Regions from separate parts of the Homo sapiens genome. Here region 2 is linked to region 1. The links are chromatin loops, found by intact Hi-C in ENCODE. Cell type or tissue: HepG2. All regions are shown on one strand.

Region 1 (8,000 bases):
GCTTCAGCAACTGAAGTTGAAACTGCCTTTGCAAAAATTATAACAGTCAGAAAATTATGACAGTGAAAGAGGTCTGATCCAACCAACTCTATCTTGCCTTTAACCTCCAAATTGCCCTTGATCAAGGCATGGGCCAAGCTAACTTTGGGAGAAATTTATAATTTAAATGATAATAGCCCTCCCCAAAACTAAACTGTCTTTGTAAAACTAATGAAAGGCCACCAGGTTGGGAGGATGATTGGGGCCTGAATTCCACTAAGATGTAGGCATAAATGATTACCGGCCATTATTCTGGAGGCCACAAGGTTTGCAACTTCCGCAATTACTCCTGTAAATAACATCACTATTGTAGAACCTAACATTGGCCTTTTGAGATGTCTTTTCAGATTTTTGCATTTCAGATGATCCAATGGCCCCATCTAGACTGGAGACACCAACTCATGACTCAGCTGGCCTTGTGGCCCACACCCAGAAGTGGACTCAGTGCATGAGGACTATTTTCCACACTCCTATGATAGCATCCCCAACCAATCAGCAGGACCATTTCCTAGCCCCTTGCCCACCAAACTATCTTTTAAAAAACCTGGCTGGGCGCAGTGGCTCACACCTGCAATCCCAGCACTTTGGGAGTCTGAGGTGGGTGGATCACGAGGTCAGGAGTTCAAGACCAGCCTGGCTAAGATGGTGAAACCCTGTCTCTACTAAAAATACAAAAAAAATTAGCCGGGCATGGTGGCAGGCACCTGTAATCCCAGCTACTTGGGAGGTTGAGGCAGAGAATTGCTTGAACCCAGAGGCGGAGGTTACAGTGAGCCGAGATCACTCCACTGCACTCCAGCCTGGATAACAGAGCAAGACTCTGTCTCAAGGAAAAAAAAAAACAACCTAGCCTCCACATTTTCAGAGAGGCTCGTTTGAGTAATAATAAAACTCTGGTCTCCCATTTAGCTGGCTCTTCTTGTATTAAACTCTTTTTCTATTGCAATAACCCTGTCTTGATAAATTAGCTTCATCTGGGAAGCAGGCAAGAAGAACTTATTGGATGGTTATATAGTGGGCTTCTAGCATGGCCTAGAGATGCAGAGGCCATGGCAGATAAAGCCAACTTCCTCCAACTGAGTAGAGGACTCAGGGGCCCAGAGGAGTCAGAAGGGGAGATGGGAGCCAAGGATGAGGAAGAACTCCTGGAAAGGCCTGAGAAAGAAGGACCCTAAGTTTAGCATCTTAGGTCCCGAAAAATGGCTGAAGGAGAGGAAAAGATGGAGAGAAAGAGTATTGTGACATGAACCTGCCCCTGTGCCTCGAGTTCCTGGGAGTTTCTTGTTAGCTTCTGTGTCCTGTTTTTCTGTATCCTCTGCAAAGGAAAGATGAAATCTGTTGCCACATAGGCGATGGGGTTCAGGACACACTACTCCAAAAGATGGCATCTTGTCATATTGAAGAAAATAGCAGAAACTGGACCATTGGTCTTACCTTTCCCCATACTTCTCCCCTGAAGTGGATTATAAAACCTAGGAAGGACTCTCTGACTGAGACGGTTTGGCTGTGTCTCCACCCAAATCTCATCTTGAATTGTAACTCCCACAATTCCCACATGTCATGGGAGGAACCCAGTGGGAGGTGATTGAATTATGGGGGCGAGTCTTTCCTGCACTGTTCTTGTGATAGTGAATGAGTCTCATGAGATCTGATGGTTTGATAAGGGGAAGCCCGTTTTGCTTGGCTCTCATTCTCTCTCTTTGCCTGCCACCATCCACGTAGGATGTGACTTGCTCCTCCTTGTTTTCCAACATGATTGTGAGGCCTCCCCAGCCACGTGGAACTGTAAGTCCATTAAACCTCTTTCTTTTATAAATTGCCCAGTCCAGGTATGCCTTTATCAGCAGCATGAAAACCAACTAATACACTGACCTTCCCCTAAAGTAGGTTATATGACCCTCATCTGACAGATGCCCTCCTTAGACCTACAGGGAAGGAAAAAGCATCCTTATCTCTGAAAATGGAGGAACACAGAGAAAAATTCAAACAAACAGGCCTCGTTAAGTCCCTGCCCCATTTATTACCATTAGATAATATTCTTTGTCCTATCATATTTCTCCATGACTGTTCATTCTTCATCAAACCTAGAATAAAAACACTCAAATGTACCTGTTTCTTTGGTCTTCATTTCCTTATGAAGGCTCTCATGTCACGTAAAACTTATTTGAAATAAACCTGTATGGTTTTCTGATTAAGCTGCTTTTTGTTACAGGCCATAAACCTAGGATAGGTAGAGAAAAGGATATTTTTCCTCCCCTACATTGATCCAGATGCAATCACCACCATTAGCAGTGCTTGCTTGACTTTGACTGCTCAAGAAAAGTTAGTGGATTTGCACCCACTCACCCACTCCCATCCCCATTTCTATGAAACACATGATTTAGCATTGTGCTAGAAGAGCAGAGATTTGAGCTCTTCTTAGAGGCCGCTCTAGCATGCTGCTTCTTCTGAGAGATAGCAAGTAAGACCCTCATGGCCATGCATCCAAGGTTTGCTGCCTTGAGGGCCACTGCTTTTTACCTTTACATTGCTGCCTTACTAAGTCCCAGCAGTCCAGGAAAATTTCCTGGATTCAGACGTTCCGATTATTCTGAAAATTTATTTTTCCTGCCCTCCACTCACAGAACTGCTTAGACAGAGTGACTATATACCATTGACTGTAAATTCATGATCAATTAAAGAAAATAACTTCTCTAATCCAAGTCCAAAGGCTGATAACAGAGGCCCAGGGACTCCTGAGCTATCAGAGGGAGGCACTAGGCTAGTCTCCCAGTGAAATCAAGCAAAGAGAGAAATCATTAGAGGAGCCATGTTTATTGTTTGAATTTTATGAATACATAGAATTCTATGAATCAAAAAAGGGAAGTTCACATTGGTTCTGTGCAGCATGTGATAAACCACAGCATTGCTATCTACATTTTTTTTCTTTCTTTATGATCAGTAGCCTCTCAATAAAGTGGATATTTTGAGTGTTGCAGTACCAGATACAGACATAGGTTGTAAAGAAGAAGAGTTTTTCCACTTGTTAAAGAGATAGGAGTAAAGCAGCAAAAGTCTGGAACATTTCTGGGGGTATATTGCTTATCAGAGTGTTCAGTTATTCTAAGGCCAACTTCATTTTCTATGGTTTTTCTTAAGAAAACATTTGTGAAAATATCCAATTATGAGTACAAACTACCTCCCATGAATTATCTGTGATGTCTATACTGATTCCCCATGGATGTTTATATAGCCAGATGTTTGAAATCTTGGGCACCATCTCCTCTGACATAAACAATTTTCTGTGAAACCTTCCATGTTAACCAGTGGTACCTGATTCTCAAATCTGATGTAAATCTAGCATATACTCTTCTCCCACACAATGTCTTTGACTGTAACTGTTTTGCTATTATACTGAAAGTACACACTCTTTTCTCCTAACCATGGGCCCCAATTCCCACAAGATGAGGACAAACTACAGAGTAGCAGAGGGAAAAGACCATTGCTTTTCCTCTTTGAAGACTTTCTATGAAATTTCATCTTTCTGCTCTGCGGATGGCGTTTTATGTTGGGAAAATAGTAGAACTCATAATTTGGTCTCCTGGACTTAATTTCTAATTACTTCATATTGGTGACTTTTTTTTAACCTCAAAGAGGAAAACGGCAAGCCCTAAATGCCTGTTTTTCTCCTTTTTTGGCCCAAGTGGGTAACTGAGGCTCAGTTTACATACATCAAATTACCAAAATGCTGTCTTGTATATAGTTTTGAAAGATAGAGATGGGTTTGTAATGTTTTTCAGACCTGATTCAGAGCTCAATTTAGTTTTTCTTTTGGTATTCAGGCTATTATATTCGTCATAAAAACAGGCACTGTGTGTGCCTTAGTAAATAATTTATAACTTTCCCCATAACTCAGGGGAACCCACCATAGTCTGACTGTCTGCCTTTTACCTTCTCATCTCTATACCTCCAGGTCTCTAGTGATCATAAAAGTGATCGAAGCCCTGATCTGATTTTTATCACAAAGCCATTCTTCTTTGTGGGTACTTTGGTTCTGGAGACAGAGAATCATGAGATCAGATAAAGCCATGTGGAGGGCTGAAAGTTGGCTGGAATGGCGCTTGGGGCCCAGTTTATGCTGTTGGAGCATTTCCTGTGTGCCCTTTGAAACCTCTGAACTCAGCTCTTCAAAGTGAGAGCTTTGTCTTTCCGCTGAACACATATATTTGCTACTTATTATCTTTCTCTTGCCATCTCCACCCTTACTTGACTCAGCCAACATCGATATATCAAAGCAAAAGCATTGCTCTGACTGAGTCATAAGTTATACTTTTACCTGACATTATCTGGCTGTGTAGAAATGAAAGCATAAAAATAATGGAGGTTTTGTGTACAGGTCTACACACACACACACACACACACACACACACACACACACACACACACACACACGTCTTCTTCTTTGCTTCACTTATCATGCTCTCACTACTTCCACTGTTTCTCTCCCCAACTCCTGCCCACTCCCACTCATAGCAGTTTATTAAAGAAGTATGTTTTCTCATGAGCCAATTGGGTAATTTTTCAAGTTGAACCCCATTAACATTATAAATGCCGTTATAAATGCTTGTTTTTCAAAAATTTGTCTTTCCAAAACTTTGTTCTGGGTCAGAAAATTTATTTCTCTTTAGAGAGCCAGTGTTGCATGAGGAAATTGAAGCTGATCTCTGGGTGTGTGTTTGTGCTAATTTGCTGTACAATCAAATACAGATATAGGTTAATAAATGCTGTTCTTTGATCTGTTGCTACAAAGGATTCATTGTAAATACATTACTAGATAAGTAAGTTAGAACTTTGTAACTGTCTCTTGCAAACGGTGCCCCATGCCACCCATTAGCATGTGCAAGAAGTGATACATTTGGCTTCAGCCTGCCTGGGTTTTACTTTGCTGATTTGTTTATTTTTAAAATAGTTACCCATAGTATACTTCCATTTGGGGTGTCCTCATAGAAGGATAGCACTCAGGCAGAGAAATAGCCCAAAAAAACAATAACAGCACCAAAAACTTGGTAGCAAGAATTTAATAAAACCAAGGGAGGCCAATGTTTCTATAGGTAACCATTTAACATTTGTCATTATGTGTCTAGCTCTAGCCAAGGCATTGCAAAGAATGCAAAAAGACATGATCAAAGGCCTCAAGATGTTTACAGTCCTGTTAGGGGATGAAGGTATTGGAGTGAATCACATTCACTAAAATGGGAATAAAGACTTCTACCTTAAAATCATGGTGTTTTTCAGGGAATCAGAACTAATATGATATGACTGGAGTTAATATGTTATTGTGGGGGATGGGGAGGAGTAGACTATTGGTAGTTGTGGCTACAAATTTGGCAGGATTCAAATATTGAAAGGGATTTGTATGTCAAGCTAAAGAATTATAATTTTTCTCTATAGACAATGGGGGAATTAACCACCGAAGAATTTTGAGTTGGTGAATGACATAAAAAGATTTGTATTTTAGAAAAATAACTGGCATGTTGCGGGGTGTGAAATGAAGTAAAAGAAGTCTTCAGTTGTGAAGTTACATGTCCATTGAGTCTAGCAGATACCAAACAATCACATCAAAATCCTGAAATAATAATAAATAAAGAATTCTACCTTGTCTGTCTCAGTGATTGTACGTGGAGGTATGTTTCTTTTTACTCATAAGTGTACAGTCTGTGTAATTAAGTGGCAAAGCCATTTGAAAAGGTCACTGTTTAAATCACAGGACTTATCTAGGTGTGACAACCCACGGTGATGAGAGATTTAGAGCCAGTCTCTACTGAGTGCTGATGTGGGGCTGATGTGGACTCTAGGAGGCTTTGTGGGAGAACAGGGTAAAGGCTTTGGTTCTGGAGAGAAAGTGATATGCCCTCAACTATGTATTTCAGGTTTCCATGGTCAGCATCTAGGCCTTCCTGCTATTATCTGCCTTGTGAGACTGGAGGACAAACTGGAAGCCAAGAGATACAATCCCAAAGTTGCTTGAGTGTCAGACAAATAAAAGAAAAACATTTTCCTTCCTTCCTTCCTTCCTTCCTTCCTTCCTTCCTTCCTTCCTTCCTTCCTTCCTTCCTTCCTTCCTCTCTCCCTCCCTCCCTCGCTCCCTTCCTCCTTTGCTCCCTCCCTCTCTCCCTCAGTCCTTTCCTTCCTCCATCCCTTCCTTCTGTTGTGGAAGAAAAAACGTTTCCTTTATCGTCTTAGGTTCAATACCTGGGACTTGCAAATTAAACTGACAAAAGACAAATTAGCGGGAGAAAAGGTACAGTTTTTATTTAGTATTTTTATGTACATGACTGTTCGCAGAAAAGAAGTCTCAAAGAAGTGGTTATAATGAGGGCTTATATATCATTTTTATGAAGGGCAATAAATTGTGAGAAAGTGGCTAGAAAAAGCAAAGAGAGTTGGAGCTTCTAGGGGTGATAAATTGTGGGAAAGTCACTAGGAAATATATGGGGGGAACTAATAGAAGAGAAGGATTATTTTAGTAAATTCTGTTTATGCAGACTGATCTCAGCATCAACTCCCCATCTTCAGTGATAAGAGTTATGCTTCTCTTCCTGATAAAGGGAGGGCACCTTTTTCATGATAAATTTATGCCCTACTTTTATGCAGACAAAAGGGAGGCAGAGAACTTTTGCAGCACCAGTTGATTCTCAATTGCTTTCAGCTCAAAATAATCCTTATGCCGAAATAGCATATTTTATGGTGGCATATCCTGATCCCCTTCACTTCCAACCTTTTTTTTTTTTTAAAGATGCATTGGGTGTGAGGTGTGCTTTTGGGAAAGTATGGATTACATAATTCCTAACACAGGCTGGTTTGTATTCCATGGATAAAGACTCCAACCCTCAGATCCCATTTAGATGACATCCTTGCTAAGTCAGCCTTCAACTGCAGGTCTTTCACATAAGCCAAACTGATCATCTAAGTGATAAGGCATGTGAGAATATTTATAATCCACAAAGTGCTAAGAAAATACAAATTATATGGTTTCACTTTTTACATTATTAAAATAAATCATTTAAAAAGGATTTCTCTGCTGCTTCCTATAAATAAAGGCAGCATTGCCCTCCTCCCCCGATCTGTTCCTACTGTGGGTCATGGGAGGAAAGATGGAGCCAGCGAACTGACTTCTCGCTCACAGTGAAAATCAGAAGAGGTCCAATACTTCTCTAGCCTGAATCAGTTGACTTTCATTTGTTTTTATTTTTTCTTGTTTGCCTTGATCTACATTGCAATCAGTATGCAAATGTGTGCAACACACTCTCAGGAGCAAACTCACTCAACAAAGCATATTGGGCTACATCATTGCTATAGTGATAACCTTGAATCTGCTCTAATCTGTGAAGGAGCACATCATTGGGACACTTCCACGCTTTGTTATTGTTAACAAATTACTTATGACTCACCTCATAAATGACCCTAACAATACCTGTGATTGTGACTAACTGTTCCCAGCCTCAGCCTGGTGATCAGGAAGAGAATTGTTCTGTTTTCCTTTGCATTGATTCCAGTTCTGGGAGGCTTCCAGATCCTTTTAGTTCAATAGATTTCTACTTAATTTCACTATACTTAGGCACTCAGATGGGCTCAGGAGATACAGATGTAAATCACGCCTGCTTACCACCTTCCTCATGCTCACCACCTTCCTCATGCTCACCGTCTAGTGAGGAAGTGCTTCCATAATGCTTTTCCTAGCTGTCTCTCTACCTTTCTTTTATTGGTCCTTCTGGTCCCAGGTTTCTCTTTTCCCCCCACCATGGAGATTCCAGCAAATCTTGTAGGAAACCTTTCAGAAGTGTCTGAGACTCCTCTTTGCTCTCACAGCCCTCTGGCTTTATATTTATTTACCAAGATACATTGTACTGCATCTTACTCTATATGCCAGGTGCTGTGCGCTTAACCCTGCTTAATCCTCACAACCCTATGAAGTAAGTGCA
Region 2 (8,000 bases), 130 kb after region 1:
ACTCTTTAACCACACCGGCTTTTTTACTGTGCTTCTAGCATACTAAATATGCTCATTCCTCAGGACATTTACACTTGCTGTTCCCTCTGTCTGGAAGGTTCTAACTATCCACATGACTTACTTCCTCACTTCATTCTGAGCTTTGCTCAAAAATTCCCTCCATGAACAGGCCTTTTGTTACCAGGTACATAAAATCACACTGCCATTATTCTTCTTCTCCCGACCTTGCTTTATCTTCCTTCATATCAATAACTGTGATATTACCTGTGTATTTTCTTTGTGTAGGACTTCCTAACATTTTCTCCATCGTGGCACGCTGAGAAAATGATCCTATTTGAAGAGCATGCTGGAGAAAATGGAGGAGGGCAATTGTGTTTGGTGTCAGTAAAGCTGAGGTTAGGGAGAGGCTCCAGCCTCCACGAGAACCTTAATGGATGAAACACATCTGTCACTCATCTGACTCTTGTTGACATCTGTCCCTCCACCAGAATGCTAGTCCCATGATCATGGGTATTTTATTCACTGCTCTGTCTCCAGTCTTTCTTGTTTTTGCAGTTGCAAGATTTAATAGAGTTAAAACAGAGCTCCTATACAAGGGAGGGGACCCAAAGGGGGTTGCCCCACCCAGCTCGAATGCCTGGGGTTTATATCCCAATCATTGTCTCTCTCCCTGTGCTCTCAGATGATAGATGATTTGACTATTTCTTTACCTCCTGCTTTTAGCCCAATTCGTATTTTAGTGAGCCCTCTTTACTACCTGGTTGGTGGGGTGTGAGCTGAGTTACAAGCCCCATGTTTAAAGGTGGGTGCAGTCACCTTCCCCACCTAGGTTTAGGAATTCTTAGTCGGCCTAGGAATTCCAGCTAGTCCTGTCTCTCAGTCCCCCGTCTCAACAGGAAAACCCAAGTGCTGTTGGGGAGGTTGGCCAACGACCGCTCTAAATGCTTCCTGCATTTAGAGCATATTGGGGCATAGTAGGGGTCAAGCTGTTGAGATTTCCTCCAGAGGGGTGCCTTTGATGTCATCAGCATTGGAGCATGGGCTAGCAGGCCGGTCCAGGGGTCCGAAGTAGATCTTAGTCATGGACTGCATCTGGGCTCCATTTGAAGAACAATTTGTAGTTTTACAGCTTTGATTCTGGAAGAGACAAACTTAACAAGGAAGTTAAAGATACAGGGATTGAAATGTATGGCCTGAAGTGCAGGGGCACATGGGTGTGGGTGGTGAAAGTGGGGTTTCCTTTAGAAAAACCCCTATACGATGGGGCATCAATATTTCTGGGAAGCTCCATTCTCCATAGAAGCTCTTGGTAAGGGGAGCTACTGGTAGTACAGCAGCATGGAGAAGGAGCAGTGAGAGTGAAAGGGGGTAAGAGAACAGTAAAAAGAAAAATATGACAAGGTAGGGCCATGGGGATCTACGATTCTAGTTACTTTCCTCACGGTTGTCGCTTGAAGAGCAGGCGCAGATCCTCTAGAGGTTCACAGGAATAGCTAGTGTTGTCTCCTGGATTTTCAGTTTCGTTTGGTAGTATCCAGGGTTTGACTTGAGTGTGATGTATCCAAGACTCCACTCCAGCCACTTTAACCACGGTTGGGGTAGATAAAATGACTGGGTAGGGTCCTTCCCAGGATGTATCTAGGGATGGGGAATTAGAGGGAAGGGACTTGACTAATACCATGTCTCCAGGGTGGAAAAATTCCTTTCCCTCCTCTCGGGGACAGGTTCCCTGTAATGTTTTAAGAACTTGTTGATATTTGGCTAAGGAGGTGATGTCTGCAACTAAGTTGGCCATCTCTCAGTCAAGCACAAAGTCATTGGTTAAGAAGGGCCATCCATACAGCATCTCGTGTGGACTAAGTCCTGCTTTTTGGGGAGAGTTTCAGATTCTTAGTAAGGCTATAGGCAACAGAGCAGACCATGCGAGGTGGGTTTCCTGGGTTAGCTTTTTTAGATGTCGTTTGAGTGTTTTGTTCTTTTTCTCAACTTTTCCTGAGGATTGTGGCCTCCGGGAACAGTGTAAGTGATATTGTATGCCTAACGCCTGGGATACTCCCTGGGTTACTGCAGCCTTGAAAGCGGGGCCATTGTCACTCTGTAAGGCTCGGGGAAGTCCGAATCTGGGAATTATTTCATGAACTAGTGCCTTTATTACCTCTTGGGCCTTTTCTGTCCTACAAGGCAAGGCCTCTGCCCAACCAGTGAAAGTATCTACCCAAACTAGTAGATACTGAAATCCCTGAGATTTGGGCATGTGGGTAAAATCTAGTTGCCAGTCTTCTCCTGGGTAATGGCCTGTTCTTTGTTCTCCTGAAGGAGCTTGGTGATAAGGCAGGGGATTATTTCTTTGGCACACTTCACAGGCCCTGACTATCTGCTTGATAGTTTTGAAAAGGCCTGGTCCAGTAAATAATGATTTGGCCATCTGATGGGTGCTGTCAATGCCTAAGTGAAAGGTCTGGTGAAGGCTTTTAAGTAATTTCCATTGGTTAGCTGCAGGCAAAAGTATTTTTCCTTCTTCGGTGGCTAGCCATCCTGAGGGGAGGAAACTATGTCCTCATGAACTTCCCCATTCTATTTCTTCTGCTGAGTACTGGGGCTTGTTTTCCCAGAGAGGATTACCCCATACTAGGAGTCCTTCTATAAGCATTTCTAATGGAGGGTCCTGCCTTGCGGCTCTTTTGGCTTCAATATCCGCTTGGCGGTTCCCTTCTATTTCCTTTTCCTTTCCTTTCTAATGCCCCTGGCAGTGTAAGACTGCCACCTCTTTAGGTTTCTGTACAGCCAATAATAATCTCCTGATGTCTTCCTGATGTTTGATAGGTGTTCCCTCAGAAGTTAGGAATTCCCTTTCTCTCCATATTGCTACGTGGGCTTGGAGGACTAGGTGAGCATACTTAGAATCTGTATATATATTTACTCTTTTCTTTTCCCTAATTCTAGTGTATAATGGCTCCTGCTTTTGCTAGAATGTCTCTTCCTAACAAAGGAGTGGGGCTTTCAGGCATAATTAAAAAGACATGTGAAAAGAGTAAAGTTCCCCAGTCACAACTTAGTGGCTGGGAGAAGTTATCTAGTGACTGCCTGTCCTAGGACCCCTTGGATAGTGACAGATCTGGAGGACAGTTGTCCAGGACAGAGGAGTATGACTGAGAAGGCTGTGCCAGTGTCCAGGAGGCAGTTAACCTCCTGGACCTCAATGGTCATGCATACCCAGGGCTCTGTGAGGGTGATGGCATGGGCTGGCACTTGCCCCGGGCACCCTCAGTCCTGCTGCTGGATCATCTGATTAGTGGCTTCTGACTCAGAGGACCTTCGTCCCCTGGGGCAGTGGGCCTTCCAGTGATTCCTTTGACAAAAGGGGCATGGACGAGGGGGCCGCTTATTTCTATTCAGTCTGTCCCCAGTCTTTAAAAGAAAGCCTGATACATAGTACATGCTAAATAAATATTTGCAGAATGAGTAAGTTGCATCATGAGTGTTTCTCCTTATCATTAACAACCTATAAACATTTTAAAGACTTTTTGATCTTTTGTCATATTTTATTTAACCGATTCTCTATTATTGTACTTGTGGGGGTTTTTGGATTTGGTTTAAATATAAAACCTTGTCTCCTTAAAAATAAATTGTTGAGGACTTGGAAGGAATCATATGCAAGTCTTTCACCATTTCAACTTGGATGCACAGATAAACATCATGCCCTAACGAATCCTGGTATGTATGTTCCTGGGACAATCTGAAACATCTCTGGGCACGTTTAGTGTATCATTTAAAAGGAATGAGACTTGGTACCTGTCAAGTTCTCTGTAAATCTCACGTCTAACATGAACCACATAAGAATTCCACCAGCAATTTTTTTACTTGATAATCACTTCTAAAACAGAAACTTGGATTAGAATCAGGAAGGGATGTAAAAGAGAATGAATACATGAGGAGCAGACAGAAGGGAGATGCTGCTGGTGAAACTGGACCCTATTCCCTCCCAGTGATAGAAGAAGCTATGTAGACTGGTGTACTTTATGAATGCCATAGGCATTTTTCTCATTCCTGATGAGCAAGGTGGAAGGTTAGGTCCTTCTAAATTGTACCTGTGTGCTAGGCCAGTTAATCAAAATGTATGTACAGGACAAACACCCAAACACATTTTGTAACATTCAATCCATCCCTGATGACACAGTTGTCTTAACCATCAGAATGTCAGCGACCTGTGGAAATTTATGTGTTTATGTACATTTTCTTACAAGAATTGTTCTTACTCAGGAATGGGTGTAAACACCAGAAAGATTTTTTGATAGATATACTGTTAAGGGCATGAATCAAGAACCTCTGAACTCAAATCCTAGTTCTTCCGCTTACAAATGTATGATCTTGGACAAGTTACTTAACTTTTCAATATCTTAGATTTCCAAGGATAATGAATGTGTTACACACAATATTAGAAAATGAGATAAAGACTCTTAGGGCTTTACTGGTAATGTAACTTCCAACAGGATGAAGAAATAGATTTTTCTCTCCCTCTTTTTCAAAATTCTCACTCTACACTTTACAGCTAAATTTCTCGCAGCATGTTCCACAGAGCATGTGTTCCAAGACATGCTCAATAAAAAAGGATTACTATATACTAACTTCTCTCTTAGAGATTTGTCAAGCCAATTAGCATGCTGAAGGCTCAAGGAAATGTACACTAGAGAAAATTGGTTGACTTTGTTTAATTTGGTATTTCCCAGTCTAATTTAATGAGGAATTTTTTCTTATGATACCTCTTACTAGCTTTTCGAATGACTGTGATGAAACATATTATTAGAGTGGATCTCCTAAGGCTCCATCAGAACAGAGGATCACTGAATTTAGGAGAAATAAAGAGAATTCACAGTGAAGGTGTAATATCTCATCTAGAAAACTGGAGGTCCTAGATAATTTATAGACATGCATAGCTTGTAATGAAGTGACAATATGGCCTCCAATGTTTTAATAATCCCAAATAATTATTAATTTTATATCTCATTAATTTTTTTTCTGCTTGATATCTTTTTGTTTGTATCAGCCTCTTCTGTCATATTTTGGCTTGTTACTTATCTTTTATTTTCTCAAGTATCAACTCTTGATTCATTCAGTGTGGGTGTATATGGGTGGAGTCTCCCTTCTTCACAAAACCCCTAGGTAGTGCAGTTTTTAATAGTGGTGACTCACGAATGACAAGACTAGGAACACTTTTTAAGCATTGATTATAATGAGAGAGCAGCAAGTTATTGCTTGATGAAGTTGGATTTATTAATAGATGAGATAATCCAGTTGTTACAAAAAGTCTGACTTGTAGTTTCTTCGAAACTTCTTATAATCCTCCCTTATTTATTTACCTTTAAAATTTTTTTCTGAATCCAATCCCATCACCATAAAACTCAGAGAAACTTCTGCATCAGCACTTGATAGCTTTCCCAGAAAAACAAAGAAAGTGAATTAAAAAATATAGGCTAGCAGACCAAAAGTCCAAGTAAGACAGGAAAAATATAAAGTTCTCCTTCATCCCTCTGTGCCTCCCACAAAAAAGACCATAAAAAGGAACGTGCAAACCTTAACCCTTGTCCTCATACAAATAAGAGAAAAGCAGGAAAGAGGAATAACAAAGACATGTAAGCGCAAAATAGGAAAGGTAAATTTGAGAATTGCTAACAAATATTTTGTAACATAAAGGAAATTGTAAAATTATATAAATATGTCTGAAAAGAGAAACTGATAGAGTAAAAAATGTTTTTGACCCTTCCCCCACTAATAGATGGGGAAGAAAATCTTTTCATTGCTGATACCAAAAGACAAAGACTGCTATTGAATGTTTCATTTTTCCCCTAAAATAAGGTTGTTGTTTGCAGAAACTGGAATGGGCACCCCCTCCTCACAAAAACAAACTGAAAATAAATAAAAATAATGCACTGTAGCCTTGTCACATCAGGACCTATACAATTCCAATCTGTAATGGGGCTTTTCTCTAAATATTATCCATTAATTTGTTTCTAGTAATGTTCAATTAGGTTATTTGGACCAATCTTTTTGCAGGGAGAAAACCCTATATATTATGGATAAAATGCAAGAAATAAAATGTTTTTAAAAAACATTGAAAAGCTGAAAGAGAGTGAAGAATTTCTAGGGCAAACTTGAAGGGAAAGCAGGAACCCAGAGAGGTACGGGGAGCCCAGAGGCCATTGAAGGTCTTTGCCAATCTGGAGAAATTGGAACTTTAACAGCCAAGGTGACATCGCCTGCCCAAGGTGGGGAGTCTAAGAGGAGATCTTCTCCATTTTAAGCTGAAATTCCAAAGGGCTCTACCGTTCAGTCAGGGTGAAGCAGAAGTAAATTGGGCTTTGAATGTACTGTTAGCTGAAATTGACATCTTTTGAAATGCCAAAACAAGCCCAAACCCCTCAAGCGTTGAATTTAGTCTGAGTGATTTTGAACAGATAGTGTCTTCAGATATTTGGCTTTAGCAAATGTGCATTTTCTTTTGAAGAAGTACCTTTCATACCAGAACTCAAATTTTTTCCTACAAATAATTTTTCAAAAATATTTTAGCATCAAACAGTGCTATTCACACAAAAAGAAAGCACGGTGCATGAGGACAAACAGAAATAATAGACAACAAAACAAAATTCACGAAGTCTCCAGATACTGGAATTATCAGTCAAGGGTTGTAAAACAACTATGCTTTCAATATTTACATAAATAAAAGACAAAGTATCTGTGCAAACAGGAAACCTTATAAAGTGACAACAGATTTGGAAAAGAACCAGATTTCCAACAGATTTGGAAAAGTTATAACTTCTAGAAATGAATATATATATGGATATATGATAATGTATAAAATTATTAGCAGATTACTCATGGATAAAAAGATAACTGGTGAATTTGAAAATAAGTCTGAAAAAATTATCCAGAATTCAACACAGAGAAAATAAAGGATGGAAAATAAAACAAGAGATTAAGAGACATGGGGTGATAGAGAGAAAACATCTAACAATCATTCGTGTAGAATCCTAAAGTACAATAGAGAGAGAATGAAAATATAGTAAAAATTTTCTACAGCTGATGAAATACATTAACCCACAATTCCAGAAGCCCCTTAATTTCAAGTGAGATATTTAAAAATATTTCTACCTACCCCTAACAGTGAAAATGAAGAACAGCAAAGACAAAAGGAAAACAAAAATGTAGGCCCAGAAAATAAGACAGATGACATTCAAAAGAGTGGCATTTATACTGATAGTTGACCCCTCAATAGCAGCAATGGAAGGCAGATGGAAGTGAATTGATCTTTTTCAATGTATTGAAAGAAAGTAACTACAGTCTAGAATTATACACCAAGAGAAAATGTCTTTGAAGAATGATAGCAGAATGAATACATTTTCATATTAAGAAATTGAGAAAGTTTTTCATCAGGAAAAAGTACAAACGATAAAGCATGAAGGATATACTTCAAGAAGAATAAAAGTGAGATGGAAAATATGAGACGTGAAAAGGAAATAAGAGCAAAGAAAATGGCAAATATATGGGTAAATCTAAAAGAAAGTTGAATGTATAAAATAATGCCTTGAAAGATTATCAAAAAACAATTAAAACACATTATAAAAGTTAAAGCTCCTTGAAGTAATTAATGAGTTTTACAAGGTTCTAGGATATAAAGATAATATACAAAAATACATTATCTTTGTAGGTATAAGAAATGAACTATTGAAACCCACAATTTTTCAGCATACCATTTAAAATAGTTATAATAAAAATGAAACACTGTATCTTTGTACCCATTGACCAACCTCTCCCCATCCCCTCCCATCTTACTCTCCCTGGTTTCTGGTAACCACTATTCTACTCTCTACTTCCTTTTACTTTTTTGAGACAGAGTTTCGCTCTTGTTGCCCAGGCTGGAGTGCAGTGGGGCTATCTCAGCTCATTGCAACCTCCATCTCCTGGGTTCAAGTGATTCTCCTGCCTCAGCCTCCCAAGTAGCTGGG

What was found. Hi-C counts contacts between places; a loop is a spot of excess contacts. Peaks named below come from ENCODE experiments on the same cell type or tissue, not always from the same donor. Only the 100,000 strongest peaks of a DNase experiment are listed, where the experiment ranks them.
Region 2: a loop joins it to region 1, with 3 times the contacts of the local background. A loop is called at or near these places in 3 of 110 quality-filtered maps.

Annotation. Positions count from the first base shown.
Region 1 is chrX:46,316,811-46,324,810 of GRCh38, reverse strand. No RefSeq gene overlaps it. Among named protein-coding and RNA genes, the nearest start is that of LINC01186, 6.9 kb to the left of the region's middle. In HepG2, no CTCF peak of the experiment used is centred here; DNase peaks (open chromatin) are centred at 4,320 and 4,830.
Region 2 is chrX:46,182,129-46,190,128 of GRCh38, reverse strand. No RefSeq gene overlaps it. Among named protein-coding and RNA genes, the nearest start is that of LINC01186, 140 kb to the left of the region's middle. In HepG2, no CTCF peak of the experiment used is centred here; DNase peaks (open chromatin) are centred at 3,398 and 4,018.